Regions from separate parts of the Homo sapiens genome. Here region 1 is linked to region 2. The links are chromatin loops, found by intact Hi-C in ENCODE. Cell type or tissue: heart left ventricle. All regions are shown on one strand.

What was found. A loop is a pair of places that touch in the nucleus more often than their neighbours do. Peaks named below come from ENCODE experiments on the same cell type or tissue, not always from the same donor. Only the 100,000 strongest peaks of a DNase experiment are listed, where the experiment ranks them.
Region 1: it touches region 2 in a loop (4-fold over the local background); 6 of 110 quality-filtered maps call a loop at or near these places.

The regions. Positions count from the first base shown.
Region 1 is chr12:125,400,199-125,408,198 of GRCh38, forward strand. All of the region lies in intron 2 of TMEM132B (transmembrane protein 132B), which reads left to right. Among named protein-coding and RNA genes, the nearest start is that of TMEM132B, 220 kb to the left of the region's middle. In heart left ventricle, a CTCF peak has its summit at 3,202 (motif pointing left); no DNase peak of the experiment used is centred here; H3K27me3 peaks cover 2,461 bases.
Region 2 is chr12:125,089,788-125,097,787 of GRCh38, forward strand. AACS (acetoacetyl-CoA synthetase) reads left to right here. Exons shown (of 18, transcript NM_023928.5): 5 at 1,639-1,736. Among named protein-coding and RNA genes, the nearest start is that of AACS, 28 kb to the left of the region's middle. RefSeq lists an enhancer at 1,284-1,785. In heart left ventricle, no CTCF peak of the experiment used is centred here; DNase peaks (open chromatin) are centred at 2,823, 3,139, 3,590 and 3,854; H3K27ac peaks cover 464 bases.

The DNA.
Region 1 (8,000 bases), 310 kb after region 2:
AATGTGAAATTTCTGATTTGTCCAAAGCTAGACACATAAGTTTCTTAGTATTTGACTTTCTTAGACGAGAGATTAAACTGAGCAATGAGACGGGAGAGTGGCAATAGCTTCTAGAAATCAGCACGTGTTGCCTGGGGAAAGTTCTCACTGGCATGCAGATCCCCCTTCAGGTGTCCTGTTCTCATAGCTGAGTTTCATGATTTCCAGTACTTCTCTCTGGTGGATGTGCTTTTCCAGCACCAGTTGTCTGTTTATCCATCAGGATGGCTCCTGTTCTGACTCAGAGGCCCAAAATATCTGGGTTTCCAGCCCCCTGGACAGGAGCATGTAAGACTGGAGTCCCCACCTGCTCCATGGTCATCTTGGCAGGCCAGGCTCCTGCCCTCTGTGGATCCCTTGGACTCTCTTTTCCATGCCCTGTAACCTGTTGCAAGGAGCTCTCAGCAGAGTCTGACGTTACCAGCCTCCAGGTGCTTAGTGGGAGATGCAAGCATCTCTGTCTTTGGTTAATTTATCACAGGGAAAGTGGTTTGGTGGGAGAGCCCCAATTAAAAGTATCCTTGCAGTTTTCCTTAATCACACCCTGAAAATGTTCCCGTGCCCCAGGCTGGGCTTATCTCAGAAAGGGTGTTGAACCTCTTTTGCATGACTCCGCTCGACAGAATGTGATGTCTGAGGTGTGTCCCAAACAGTATTGCCCACAGAGTGTTCTGAGGACCCCGTGCTTCAGAAGGGCAACTTGTTTAAAAACACAGCACTATGGGTCCTGCCCCCCAGACCTATAGCAGCACAGTCTCTAGAGGTTTGGTCCCAATCTCTGTGCCATGACAAGTGGCACAGGTGATTCTGATATGCTTGAAAGTTTGAGAGCCTCTGGTCCACAGGGTTCTGATGCCTTCACCCCCTTCCCTGCCCTTGGAATTTTTTGGTGATGTCTCTTACTGGGCATCTTCAGCCCTTGAAGTCTCATATTCGTGGGACATCCAGAGACGGATGACACCTTAGATAAAGACCCTTCATTCGACCAATATTGATTAAGCTCCTCCCATTTGCCAGGCATGGTTCTCAGCACTATGGATAATGCAGGAAACAGAAACTGCGGAATCTTTGCTCTCCTTGGGCTTATATCTAGTGGGAGAGACAGATAATAAACAAGGGAAGCAAAGTGTATATTGGGTACGGTTTAGTGCTAAGGAGAAAAATAAAGCAGGAGACCAGGGATAGAAGTTGTTGAGGATAAGAGGGATTTGCCATTTTAGATTGGGTGGTCTAGGAAAACTTCACTGAGAGGTGACATTTGTCCAGATCTGAAGGAGATTAGGGAATGAGTCATGGTGGTGTCTGTGGGAGAGGCTTCCAGGCAGGGGGAATGGCAGGTGGAAAGGTTTAGAGACGAGAAGGAATGTGCTGTTTTAGGAACCACGAGGAGCCAGTGTTCTGTTCCCCACCAACATACAATATTAGCATATTTTCACACACATAAATATACATTTTTATGAGCATTGCAATTCAAAGCTAGAAGGGTGTGATGGAGAAATTTTCTTTAAGTATTTTTGGCTAATTAAAATTAATTGACTAAAATTGGGAACCAAAATTTTGTAGAAAATAGTGAGAAAAAACTTGATTGGGATTTTTTTTTCTTCCTTGAGAAATGAAATAAAGATTATAATAAAAGTTTATTTTATCTTGTAGTAAACAAAATTAGGGGTTGGCAATTCCCGATCTGTGCACTTTGAACAAAGAATGCATGTTGATAATTTGTCATTTTTCTTCCAGTTTTCTATAACTATACAATATTGCAGTTCTCATTTCATGTTTGACATTGCTAGTAGGATCACAAAAAGGATCCGTTTAGCGGAAATATTTGAGGGCTTCTCCAGTTTCCCCAAGAGCTTCACGATACTCGGCTATTGAAACTGCTGTCTTCTGAAGCACCCATTGTCCTCACTGATTTTCTCCTCTTCACTTGTTTACTTACTATCTATCTATCTATCTGTCTATATCTATTTGAGATGGAATCTTGCTCTGTCACCCAGGCTGGAGTGCAGTGGCGTGATCTTGGCTCACTGCAACCTCCACCACCCGGGTTCAAGCAATTCTCCTGCCTCAGCCTCTGGAGTAGGTGGGATTACAGGCAACCACCACCACGCCTGGCTAATTTTTGTATTTTTAGTAGAGACAGGGGCCAGGCTGGTCCTGAACTCCTCACCTCAGGTGACCTGCCCACTTTGGGCTTTCAAAGTGTTGGGATTACCGGCATGAATCACCATGCCTGGCTGGTAAATATATCTTGAAGGGTGATTGTAGACCCTGGCTTCATTCTCTTTGTTGATAGTTTTGCATGCATTTGTCCATCCTCTACTATTACAAGATATGCAATTTCACTTTGCAATGGATTTGCATTGCTTTTGCATTGTATTTATAGTTGGCAGTCAGCAGAATCTGACCAATCAAGATGGCAGAGATGTTGAAGTGGTGGGCAGGGGTAGATGCTGCTGTCATCTAAGGGCCATGTGTGGGCAGGGACTGACATCTGGAAGAGTCCATTTATCAACAAGTGGTTTCTTGTTCTGCCAATTTATCCTTCCGTATGTAATCCCATAATTTCAAGGATTCATACAGCAAATGTTTATGTAATGAAGAACCTATGGAAAATACATATAATTTTTTTTTTCTGTATGTCAGAAATTGGTTATTATGTAAGTGAGATAAAAATGGTTCCTGCTCATTGGCCCCTGTGTTGTTTGTTTCTTCACAGCAGGCTGGGACCTGTTAGCTCAAAAGCCTGCTGGCACCAAATTCATATTTTTACACATCCAATTGTTTTAAACATAGCCCAAATAAACAGATTTTTAGCCATTTGGAGCCTGCCTGTTTTGCATACCCTGCAAAACTGAGTCCAATGTCTGTTAGTTGTAAATAAGATAAACCTTTTAGCTATAAAAGAACTCAAGCTGCAACTGCCCTTTAGAGCTCTCTGACCCAGAGACTCCCCACTGAGCTGCTGAGTGACATTATCTAGACATGTGAGCCCCTGTCTTGAATCTACCTCTACTTTCAGAGTTCTTTCCCTCCTCCCCTCTGGCTGGTGGCCCCTCAGGCCACATCCTTTGGACTGTCTCATGCTGTGAGGGGCTTCTTTCATGCAAACCTGTCAAAGCGTTGCCCAAATAAAACTCGTTGTATGCTACTGCCACCTTGTGGTCATATATTTTTCTATGCTCAGAGCCCAAATTCCGCAAACTCATTACAGTGGTGAGACCATTATCTTTTCCATGTAGTTTTAGATATTGTAATTTTTAAATAACAAGTGCTAAGAATATCACCAAGCCTAAAGATATTTCTCTAAAACAAACTTAATGAATATTCAAGACATAGATGTTCCTGGGCTTAAATTGTTCTAACAAAGATAATCTAAAATTAGGAAGGATTTGGACTAAGGACTGGGATTTAGAAACAATTGTATAACTTGTGTTTAAGAGAGAGGAAAATGTCAATAGTTTGGTTTTAGGTTTGTGTTTTTGATACCCAGCATTCATTTGTTCTGTTGTAACTTGAATTTCCTTTCAGGAGCCACTCCTTGCTAACCTCTCCCACGTGATTAGGAGGGGGTTAACTTCACCCTTAGTGACCAGCTTAGTTGACCAGCTAAGCCCATGAGCATTGTCCCTCTACCCTAGATGCCATAATGATTGGCTCAAGATTGAGCACTCAGTTTAATTTGGCCAATGAAAACCTGGCTCTGGGATCTTTGATCTAAGGGAAAGAATTTTGCTTTTTTGTTGTGGATGAGGATGTGAGATCTGGAGCTGCTGCAGCAACACTGTGACCATGAGAAGAATTGGTGAACAAAGCCCACATGCATGAGAGCTGAACAGGGTCCAGTGCCTAATGGAACTGGAGGTAACATTTGAACGTCTATAGTGAGTTGCATCTGAATTTGGCCCTATCTCTGGACGTTTTCATGGACATGCACCAGAACTGGATTTTTAAAAATCAATTGCAACTGCTATGACATGTCCAGAATTTGTCAGGTGTACAGCAATGTCCTTTGGGCCCAAAGGATTGAGGGCTGGATGTTCTCTAGAGCACCCCTTATGAAATAAATGGATCTACTCTGGCAAACGGAGACATTTGCCTTTGCCTAGGGATGTTAGAGGAATTTTCTGCTAAGGAAGAGGAATAGGATCAGGAAATCATATCTGGAGAAGAAGTGTTTAGAATCCTGGCTGGAGACTTAGGGTAGTTCCAAAGGACATCTCACAAGGTAGGAGGCTTAGATGCTTGTGTGTCTGATCTCTGGAGACCGTATGGTAGTTCATTGTTAGGAAATTAATAATAGCTAATGCTGATCCACGTCTTTGTTCCAGGTGTTCTTCTAAGCACTTAATATACACCAATTCACTTAATCTTCATAATAGCAACACTGTAGGTAGATAGTGTTATTATCCACATTTTACAGATAAGGAAACTGAGTCACAGAAGTTCAATGGTTATCCAAGGCCTCACAGCTAGTCCTTCTTGCAGCTGGAATTAAATTCTGGGAGTCTTGCTCCTAATCCTTCTCTCTCCATCACCTTCCTGACATTCATTCCTGGGTGTATCCAGCTCTGCTAGGGAGGGAGGAATGCCCAGTGTTTCACTCCAAAGCAAAGATGTCAGAATTTATTTATTTTTATTTTGTCAGTTTATTTTGTTTATATGTAAGCCACTGTTTCCCTAGACAGACTGTCTCACTCCCTTCTTTGATTCACAGATACAGCGTAACATAATAATAATAAACACACCTGTAGCACTCCGTCTGTGCCAGCACTTTATATTGTATTAGCTCACTTAACCCTTGCAGCAGCCTCACGAGATGGCCACTGTGTTAGCTTCCTGGGGCTGCCACAGCAAATGGCCACAAACGCGATAGTGTAAAACAACAGAAATTTATTCTCTCACAGTTCCAGGAGGCCAGAGCCCAAAATCAAGATGTCCGTAGGGTTGAGAAACCTTCTCATGCTTTTCCCCTACCTTCTGGTTGTTGCTGGCAGTCCTTCATATTCCTTGGCCCATAGAAGCATAACTCCAGCTCTCTCTCTCTCTGACTTCACATCGCTGCCTTCTCAGGTTCCCTGTCTGTCTCTTATAAAGACACCACTCATTGGATTTACAGCCCACCCTAAATCCAGGATGGTCTCATCTTGAGATACCTAAGTAATTACATCAATGAAGACCCTGTGGCTCAATAAGGTCACATTGTGAGGTTCTGGGTAGATATGAATCCCTGGGGGACACTATTCAACCCCTTATAGACACTTATTTTTTCATCATTTGAGAGAGGAGGAGTCTGTACTGCACCAAGAGTCAATGGCAAAGCCAGGACCTGAACCTGGCAGGCTGGTGTGAATACCTGTGCTGTGCCAGTCAGGTATAGTGGCCAGATGGGCAGGCTCAGAAATGAGGACCCCTACACTCCATCCTGCCTCCACCTTGTGATTTTGTGCCTGTTCCTTAATTGTTTGGTGCCACAGATTTCGCATTTGTAAGTCTAGGATAATGAGACCTACTCATAGTGCTGTAAAGAGGATTAAATATGTTGATACAGGTAAAGCACGAGAAAATTTATGCAAAGCCCTTGGGAAAGTGTCTGGCTCAGGGGAGTGGCCTCAGTAAAGCTCAGCTATTATAATCCACAAATATTCCTGAGTGGCGCTAGGATGCACATGGCTGCTGGCATCTTGCAGCCATCAGAGTTTGGACAGGACAGTTTATTATCATCAAGGCATTTGGTAGTATTGTCTTCAGATGGTTGTGAATTCAGGTTGTAGCTTTCCTTGCTTTTTTTTGGAATATTTATTAGTTCAGTTTCCTGAACTAATGAAGAACTAAGTTCTTCCACTGTGGGCTGTTTGGTTAACTCAAACGTTAGTAGATATGCTTAACTAGATCTTTTTGCTAGTGAATTTCCAGTAGACTGTGAGTACCTTTTACTGTCCAAACAGGAATCTTCTTTATCTCCTCTGGCTAAAGCAGAATGCAAAACTTCCCTTCCCTGGTCATACCCACACAATTTGCCTGTCTAGTGATGCTCATCAAGTTTCCTCATGTGGAAAATGGAAGCAGAAGCGATACTACCCCTGCGGGGTTGCACGAGGCATCTGTGTATTAGCAGTGCAAGGCGGAGGACAGTGCCTGGCTTCTAGAAGGGGCTTGAGACATTTCAGCATTTGTGAACAAGTTCTTTTTCTACTGTGAAATGGGTACCGGGGAAAGGTGAGCCACAGTCTCAGTCTGTGGCCAAAACCATCTGAGACTCACTGGTCTGGACTGAGCCATGCTCCTCTTTGCATTTCCAAGTGCTTCATGTGTAGTACCTGAAACTCAAGAAATCCTCTTTAAACGTCGGAGGACTGGGTGGATGATATGGGGTATAAAAATATTTCACAGTCTTGATGGCGTGAGTTCTAATTGCACGCTTCCTTCTCCAACCCCCGCCCATGGCAGACAGTGAAAGACTTGACCCACCCACTGGAAAGCTGGGAAGGTCTCAAGACCACCCTCACTTCTGATGCCATCTGCAAGTCTGGAGGGTCCCCAAGACCACCCTCAGGTTCAGTAATTTTCTAGAAGGACTCAAAGAACTCAGAAACGCTGTTGTACTTATAAATATTGTTTATTCTAGTGAAAGGATACAAACTGAGTTCAGCCAAGGGAAGAGGTGCATAGAGTAGGATCCAGTAGAGGTCCAGGGCAAGCTCCCAGTTGACCTTTCCCAGTGGAGTCGTATGGACAGCATTTGCTTCTCCCAGAGCTGATGTGCAACCATAGGCACAGAGTGCTGCCAACTGGGGGAGCTCACCCAAGCTTGGTGTCCAGAGCTTTTTTTGGAACTTGGTCACATAGACATGGCTGACTCTCCAGTCCCTCCAGTGGTCAAGCAGATCCCATGTGGCCCAAGCCTCCCTACTATAAATCATATTGAAGCACAGATTATCTGGCATGGCCCAAGACCTCAGGTAAACAAAGACACTCTTATCAGGCAAGAAATTCCAAAGGCTTAAAAGTTAGTTCTCAGGAGGTGAAGGCAAAGGCCAGACCTCTCTTCGGGCAAAGTTAATCCTTTACTGCCCACCCACTATGTAGACAACCAAACAAACCCAAAACCCTGTAGAGTGGAGTATTTAGTTCAAAAGTGGCTGGTCTAAGTAGAAGACAGAAAGATGCAGGTGTGTACTCACAGAGCAGGTTTCCTTTTGCCCAGCTAGGTGGTGGATGCTATGGGCTGGGAAAGACATATGGGGAGTGAGATGGAGAAGGTGTGACCCCGTGCCCTGTCTGTCTGTCCCTGCTGGGTAGAGGCTGGCCTGGAGTCCAGTTGTCTTTCTTTTGACTTATCTACAGCAGCTAGAATGTCTCTCTCCCTGGTCCAACCAGGAGGGATGCTCATCTGGACTCAGACTCTTTCCAGCATCCAGTCCTCCATCACAGACAAGGCCAAAGCTCAGGTCACTCTTGTCGCTCAGAACCAAAGGGACCGCGGACACCTGGTGGAGGTCTGGGGGAGAAACGCCTCTGTGTGTCTGGGGTGGTGACATTTGGGTTCACCTGGAGACCTACCAGTGAACGTGGGCAGTGGTGGAGCCACCATGTCCTCCTGGCTCTGACTTACGTCCCTGTTACAATGCACTTGCTCTGTTTTGAACTTCATATTGAACTGTAACCTACATGCAGAAGAGTCCACATAAGCGAGCACAGACTGATGAGTTCTCACAACCACCAAGTAATCGGCATGCAGAAGGAGAGACAGAGCATGGCAGGGTCCCCAGAAGCCCAGCAGGACTCCACTCAGTGACTGCCTCTACCACAGGGCGGCCACTGTGCAGGCTTTCACCTCGGAGATCTGTGTGCCTGCTTCTGACTTTCCACGAACGGAATTGCACAGTGCGCGCTTTTGGTACCTGGCTTCTTCCACTCAGCTGTGTATTTGGAGGGTCGCTGTGTTGTTGTGTGGTGAT
Region 2 (8,000 bases):
CACCCATCATCTACCCATCCATCCATCCATCTTCCATTTATCATCCCTCACCATCATTTATCCATCCATCCATCCATCCTGTCTATACATTCTTCTCTCCATCTACCCATTTACCCATTATCCATCTATCCATCCATTTATCTATCCTCCACCCATCATCTACCCATTCATCCATGCATCCTCCATTCATCATCCCTCATAGATCATCCATCCAACTATCCATCCATCCATCTGTCTATACATTCTTCTCTCCACCTACCCATCCATCCCTCATCCATCTATCCATCCACTCATCTATCCTCCACCCATTATCTACCCATTGATCCATCCATCTTCCATTTATCATCCATCACCATCATCCATCCATCTATCCATCCATCCTGTCTATACATTCTTCTCTCCATCTACCCATTTACCCATTATCCATCTATCCATCCATTTATTATGCTTCCACCCATCATCTACCCATTCATCCATCCATCTTCCATTTATCATCCCTCATCCATCATTTATCCTACCATCCATCCATCCAACTGTCTATACATTCTTCTCTCCACCTACCCATTTATCCGTCATCCATCTATTCATCCATTCATTTATCCTCCACCCATCATCTACCCATTCATCCATCTTCCATTCATCATCCTCATCCACCATCCATCCAACTATCCATCCAACTGTCTATACATTCTTCTCTCTACCTACCCATTCACCCATCTTCCATCTCTCCATCCACTCATCTATCCTTCACTCATTATCCATTCATCCATCCATCTTCCATTCATCATCCCTCATACATCATCCATCCGTCTATACATTCTTCTCTCTGCCTACCCATTCACCCATCATCCATCTCTCCATCCATTTATCTATCCTCCATCTGTCATCCGTCCATTCATTCATCCATCCATCCTCCATTCATCATTCCTCATCCATCATCCATCCATCCATCCATCTGCCAGCCGGCAAATATATGAGGACCCTTGATGTGCAGGGCATGGTAAAAGGCATTTGGTAAAGCAAAGAACAAGACAGGCAAAGTCCCAGCCCTCATGTGAGAACCAGATACTAGACGGCCAGTTACACAGGTGATTATTCATTTGCAGTTATGCTAAGTTTGGTGAAGGAGAAATACAGTGTGCTTTGCAGGTAACTAGTTGGGGGACCTGAGTTCACCGGGTTGGGGGCAAGACAGCCTTGGAGAAGGCTGCTCTGAGGAAGTTTCATTTGAGTGAAGAGCTGCAGGATGAGCGCACACTGAGTGGAGACTGCTGGTGTGCGTGGAGGAGTGTTCAGCAGATCAGACAGCTGTGCAAAGGCAGGAGGTGATTAGGACAACTGAGGAGTCGGAAGAAGGCTGCTGTGACCAGATCCCAGGGAGGGATGGGGAGCAGAGGGAGGAGAGCCCACGGGGTCATTGTCATCAGAGCATGGAGAATGGATTGCAGGGGGATGGTGGGGAGTTGACAGGCTGGCAGCAGGCGATTCATCTGGGCGGGGGCTGGTGGTCAGGATCCTCAGGCAGTTCAAGGCCAGCCCCCTTCCCACTCTGACCTTGGCTCTCAGAGAAACCTTTTGGACATCTGCTACCTCCCATACACCCTGAACCCAAGGCTTCTTCCTATGTTTTCTCCACAGGTTATTTACCCAACAGTGAGCACGCTGTCGAGGCGATGCTGGCTGCGGCAAGCATTGGTGCCATCTGGAGCTCCACGTCCCCGGACTTCGGTGTGAATGTGAGTCAGGGTCTGTGACAGAGGGGGCACCCCTTGCCCTGTGAGCATCCTGGGCAGGGGCTGCATGGGCTGAATTCCCAGGGGAGCCGGACAGCAGCGTGAGCCCAGCGGGAGGAGGTGGCGTTGCAGCTGCCTCTATGGGGAAAGAAGCCAGAAGGACTTGCGTCTGGTTCTTCCTTTCAAGCAGTCCTGACGTTCCCCCACTCCTCGCCGTGTTCATCGAAGACGTGGGCAGGTGGCGTATGCAGCACCCAGTGTTGTTAAGGTCTAGTAAGGTCGAGCCCTGTCTTCCTCACCTGGGATTTAGTGACCACGTGAGGTTTGCTAAGTGTATGTCCTCTGAAGAGAGTTCTCTAGATTTTTGTTCTCAAAGTCCTGCCTGCAGAAGTTCCCCAGGACCTCCCTGTGTTGGTTTCTGCTGTTACCAGCCCCTTCCTCTGGACCCGTACTGTGTGGGTGTGCACTCCGGGAGGGTGGCCTCTCTGTCCCCAAACCACCCCAGGGTGTGTCCAGCTGCCCAGAGTGGCCCAGGCAGGGCCGGAAGCATGTGCTGATCCCCACTGGGGCCCCCCAGCCTATAGGTCTTTCCACGGGGCAAATGAAGCAGCCGCAGAGCGGGTCTTCCTGGGGCCCCCACTCCCCAGCCAGGGCCCTCTCCTGGCTGCAGAGCCTTGAGCGTCAGGGACCTTCAGGAGCCATGAGAACCTGTTACAGGACATGCAGCATCCGTGTCCCTGACCGCTCCTCCTGGTGCCAGCTGCCTCTGTTCTGGGCCAGGCCCTGTGCCGTCCGTCAGTCAGCAGCACCAGCTGCAGGTGTGGCCGCTGGCCCTTTAAAACCCAGTGCCCGGAGTTGGTGTCTGTGCTTGTCCACAGGTGAGGCTTTTGGGTGTGAGCTTAGAAATCATGTCTACTTAGAGGCTTGCTTTTTCAGTAAGGTTTTGGAGGAGGAGTGTCCTTTCTCCACACCGTGGGAGGAGAGATCAGACACAGGCCCAGAGGAGTGAGACTGGCCAGCCGTGCATCAGGCCGCAGCACCAGCTGGGCTGATGATGGAGCCCTGCTGGGTTCAGGGAGGGCGTGGCCACCTTGTAGATCTGTACTGTGTGGCTGGATGGCCGTGCCCTGCCTTCTGGAACTTTCCTGTGTTCTTTCCCAGGCCATCTCACCCCAGGACCTCCCCAGGTCAGCAGGGACTGACCTAGACAGAAACTCAACCTGTGGCCTCTCCTGTCCCTAGGGCCCTCTGTGGGGGCTGCCTGGGCTGCTGGGGCCAATGGTGTCCTTGTGGGAGGGTCTGGAGGGGTGGAGTTCCGGACTGGACACTCAGACCCCTCAGCCGACCTTGAGCCAGGCTGTCCAGGGCAGAGGGAAGGGCCCCAGGGTGAGACGGCAGGATGGCAGGGTGTGCTCAAGGCCGGGCAGGCTGGCTGCCTCTGCTCCATGTGGCTTCCTTGATCAGTGTCCATGGGCAAGTGCCCTGGTGTCCCCAGAGGGAGAATGGCAGCAGTGTTAGTGCAACTGCACAGATGGCAGGAGCCACGTTTGTGTGGAGCCGGGGACAGGGTGTGACCCTCCAGGCCAGCCCAGTAAGTGTTAGCTACTGTTTGAACTAGTCGGGAGATGGGTGTGTTTTGAGTTAAATTATGACTAACCTTTTGTAAACGGGTTGTGAGAGGCTGGGAGAGCCGTGTGTGGCAGGGGAGTGATCATGGCCTCCCAGAGCTGGAGTGTAGCCTCCTCCCCCTGGAGAGGTGATATCAGAGCAACTGGAATCGGCCTTTGGTGGTTTGTCTGAGGCCAGGGGGTGGAGAGAGGGAGAGCCTCTGACTCTGCATGGCTGCAGTGGCAGGGCTGGACCCCAGCCTGTCTCACAGCTGCATCCAGCCTCGCTGGGTCATTGTCCTGTGCACGTCACTCCCCGCTGACTCCAGTCCGGCAGGATCTGCCCATCCTGGAAGGACTCAGGAGGGATGCATGGCTCTGTAGCAAACATGGTCTCGGGGACACTGCTTCCTGGCCGGGGTTGGTCCAGGGTTTTCTGGAATCACCGCCTCCCCGAGCCACCTCTGGAGTGGGAAGTGCTGGCCGAGCTGCTGGGCGCACTAGATGGCAGCATGGCTCTGCTCACCCCATGGCTCCCGCAGCTTCTGGGAAGTGAACAGTCCCAGGCCCTGCGGCTACGTCTCAGGTCAGAAAACAGGGCCACCTGCCCTCCTGCTGAGATGCTTCTCTCTGTCGCTCATTTTGCTAGTGTCCGAGGTATAGACTCCATCCTGCCGGAGACGGGGGTGTGTGTGACGCACGTTACTCGCACTCGAACTGAGATCCAGCCGGTTGGCAGGGAGTCTGTCGGCATTTGGTGGCTTCGTGGCAGGCATTATTGGGCAGCACTCCTGGCCGTGTGCACCCAGCGTGGGAGGGCCTGCGTGGATGCCATGTTCATAGCGCTTGGTCCCACAGACACCTGGACACCCGCTGTCGGAGCTGAGTAAGGACCTGGCACAGGTCGACTGCGCGAAAGCCTCTGCTCACCCTCTATTTACCATCCTTGTTCAGGGGCTAAAACTAACAGGGATGAATTCCTGGAGTTGCTGATGAGGTGGGGCTGGAACTGAGCCAAGGCTGATGGGTTCTGGGCTCGTGGACAGTTCCTGCATCGGTTTGCAGATCTCTACTTAAAAAAGAGATCCTGTTTTTAATTTCCATCATCACCATGTTAAACTTCAGACTGTGCCCCATTTTCAGTAAGGGGCGCTCTTCAGAAACTGCAATGAAGCGTGAATGTCTTCCCTTTGGAATCATGTTTTCTCTTGCTTTGAAATTATATTTCTTTGAATCTCAGAGAATATCGTAAAGGGAAATTGCCACTCTCCTACAAATCCTGTGTTGACTTCTGGTCTCTGTTGATGGAGTCGCACCGTTGGACTCGTGGGTTCACACGCCTGTCCACTGAGAGCTCCTCGGCTGGCTGTGCTGGGTGCTGAAGGGACCCTCTCTGCTGCAGAGCCACAGACCGCAGTGGGCTGTCCAGGGAGTGCTGGGGCATCCGTCTTTACTCGATGACACTGGGGGAACGCGTTTCTGGCCTCCGTCACTCCCCTGTGCTTTACTTCTACCCATTCCATGCTCTCTCCCACCACTGCCCACCTCCTTCTGCCTGCTCTCTGCTGGCTGCCTGGGCATCTCAGCTTGCCTTACTAATGCTTTTGGGCTCGAAGGGCATCGCCAGGTTGGGGAAGTGCTCTGTTCTAAGGGTTCCCAACCTTTCCAGCCCCAGCAAGATCTCTAGGTCCTGAGTCTTTTGATGGCTTTGGGTTTTTTGTTTCACTGTTTACCTTTGAGCCTTTGCCATTTTCAGAGATGTCAGGGAAGGCCACCCTCTGATCCCTGCACACCAGAGAGCCCAGCCTGTAGCCTGCAGGCCTTGTCCTCCTGAAGTGCCATCAGGTGGCCGTGTGTGTGTGTGTGTGTGTGTGTGTGTGTGTGTGTGTGTGTGTGTCTGTGTGTGTAAATAGGACAGCCATTCTCGCTCGCTCTGGGTGGCTGTCACCATGATTCAACACCGGCTGTTGGTTTCAATGCTTGATTGGTTGCTAAGCACCGTATTCAGGTCAGACACATGTTCATAGGTGTGTTTGTTTTGTTGCAACATGAAAGCTGTCCTCGAGCAGCTCTCCTGGGCCAGGACAGGCTGACAGCTGGTTTTGGATGCTCGAGATCTTGATCCCTGCTGGTCCAGCCAGGAAAACTTCAGCTGTGTCAGAGGACCCCTGAGTCTTTTCATGGGGCTAGGGGCCAGACCTCTGATTCAGAAACACTCGTCTTTGTAGCCTGATCACTGTCACTGTGCCTGGGGTCCTGTGGTATTTGAGCCCCAGATCACTGGCAGGCTCAGTCCTTTCACCTTGAGATCCTGGTCACCCTGTACTGGGCTGGTTCTCTGAGATCCCAGTTTCCTTGTGGAAATTCTCTGCCGCCCTCCGGGGCTCTCCCAGGCTGGCTCTCTCTGTTTCTTCCCTGGCCTCAGGCTTCCTGGCAGGTCTTCCTCTGGGCCCCACTCCACCTGCCCCTGGGTGTTGATCTCTATGTCCTCTGTTCAGAACAGCCTCTTCTCCCTCCCGCCTACCCTGTGGGACCTGCTTATTCTTGACGCTGGGCTTTGGAGATGCTGACTCCAGCGGCTTTCTGGGTTTCCTCCTCTTCCTCCTGATTCAGTCTGCTGCAGTATCTTAGCACCCGAATCTGTTCTGCTGTTTTGATTTTCTGTTCCATGTACGGTATTAGTGTTTTCTGAGTGGAGCCAGCACAGTGGTGAGGAGCACCAGCACCCACATCAGACAAGCCAGGCTGCAGCCCAGCCATGCCTCTGGCCAGTTGTGAGGCTTTGGGCAAGTCACTCACCCCGTTCCTGCCTTATCAGGGTTAGGGAGTGGATACTATTGCCCCTCTTTTTTTCTGAGACGGAGTCTCACTCTGTCTCCCAAGCTGGAGTGCAGTGGCGCGATCTCGGCTCACTGCAAGCTCCACCTCCTGGGTTCACACCATTCTCCTGCCTTAGCCTCCCAAGTAGCTGGGACTACAGGCGCCTGCCACCATATCCAGCTAATTTTTTGTATTTTTAGTAGAGACGGGGTTTCACCATGTTAGCCAGGCTGGTCTCGATCTCCTGACCTCGTGATGCAAAGTGCTGGGATTACAGGCATGAGCCACTGTGCCCAGCCTTATTGCCCCTCTCTTAAGGCTGTGAAGGGCAGTAAGTGCTTCTAATGAGCTCAGACTGGGGCCTGGCACATAGTAAGCATTCAGTAAATGCTCAATATGTTTTAACTGGCAATCATTTCTTCCCCACTAAACCAAGAACTCTCGGTCCATCTTAGAATCCCGGGCACAGAGAGGGCACCAGTGTAGACATGCCATTTGTGGTTTGTGTGTTCGCCACAGCCAAGGTCTGGACAGGCCCCTTACCTGTGGGTGAGGGAGCTTGGGTGTCAGGAGTGTTGGGACTCACTTTGCATAAGGGGTGGCTGGGGCTGGAGGGAGCCAGGTGCAGGGATACCTTGTCCAGGGCCATGTGGCCAGGAAAGGGAGGAGTAAGGACCATGGCCTTAGAGTAGGTTGAATGTGTTACCTTGATATTTGCATAGAGAGCGTCAGAAGTAAACAGAGGGACACCCAAGTCCCAGCAGGACATGAAAGAGTCTGAGAAATCGCTGTGCATGCACTTAGTTAAGTGGACGTGGTGTCTTTCCAGGAAGGGCAGGCACTTGCTCTCGGGGGGTGCATCTGGGCACTGAGAATGGGGAAGAGGGGCTTGCCTGGCTGGGGGTGAGCTTCTGTTTAGATGCCTTGTTCCAGTGCCAGTGCCCAGGCGCTGGTCTAGGGGGTGAAGACTTCTCTCCTGGATGCTTCTGTCCCAGTCTCCTGCCCATCAGAAGTGGCTGGGGAGGAGGAAGGGGTGGCATTCTCAGTCCAGGAGGGTTTGGTGCCAGGAAGGGCCATTTCTGGGCATTCTGTTCTTCTGATGGATTTGGGCAGGGTGTATGTTAGCATCAGACGCAAGGAGGGCTAGCCCTGGTGGCCTGCGGAGTAAATGCTGGTGGGACCGGGGTGCCACCTGCCTGCAGACTCGGCCTGTTGCTGCTGGACTCCTGGGGGGCACCATTTTGGGGCTTTCTGCAACCACCTCTGTGTAGCAGTTTAGAGCAGAAGAAGAAGTAGTAGGAAATAGTCTTTGTCCACCAAGGACGTCACTGAGGAAGGGGTACCGGGGGTACCCTTGAAATGGAGGAGGGAGGAGGTGGACGGTGACCGAAGGCCTGATGTCCTGAGGCCAGGGGCCAAGTCCCTGTTACCTGTATGTCCCATGCACTTTTTTAAACTGATGCTGAAGTTGGCCAATGTTTTACTTAAAAAAAAAAAAAAAAAGTGCGTTGGGGCAGCTCCAAGGGCGTCTCTGTAATAATGTCACAGTCATTCCCTTGTCCCCCACCCGCCCGCCGTGAACTTTGCTGAGGGGCAGAGGAAGTGGCGGGAGTAGAGAGAAGCTTGGCTTGGTCTGCGCCTCCTCCCGTGCCTTCCGCAGTGGCCAAGGTGTTCAGCTGGAGGAAGACCCCTCCTTCCTGTCATGACTGTGCATCCTGAGAGCACTTCAGCCTTCCTTCCCCCTGTCCAGTCAGCACTGGCGGGGCTGCCAGAAGTTCTCAAGACTCAGTGAGCCCCAGAGGAGCTCACAAGTCCCCAGGGGGAGCCCCATCTCAGTAAC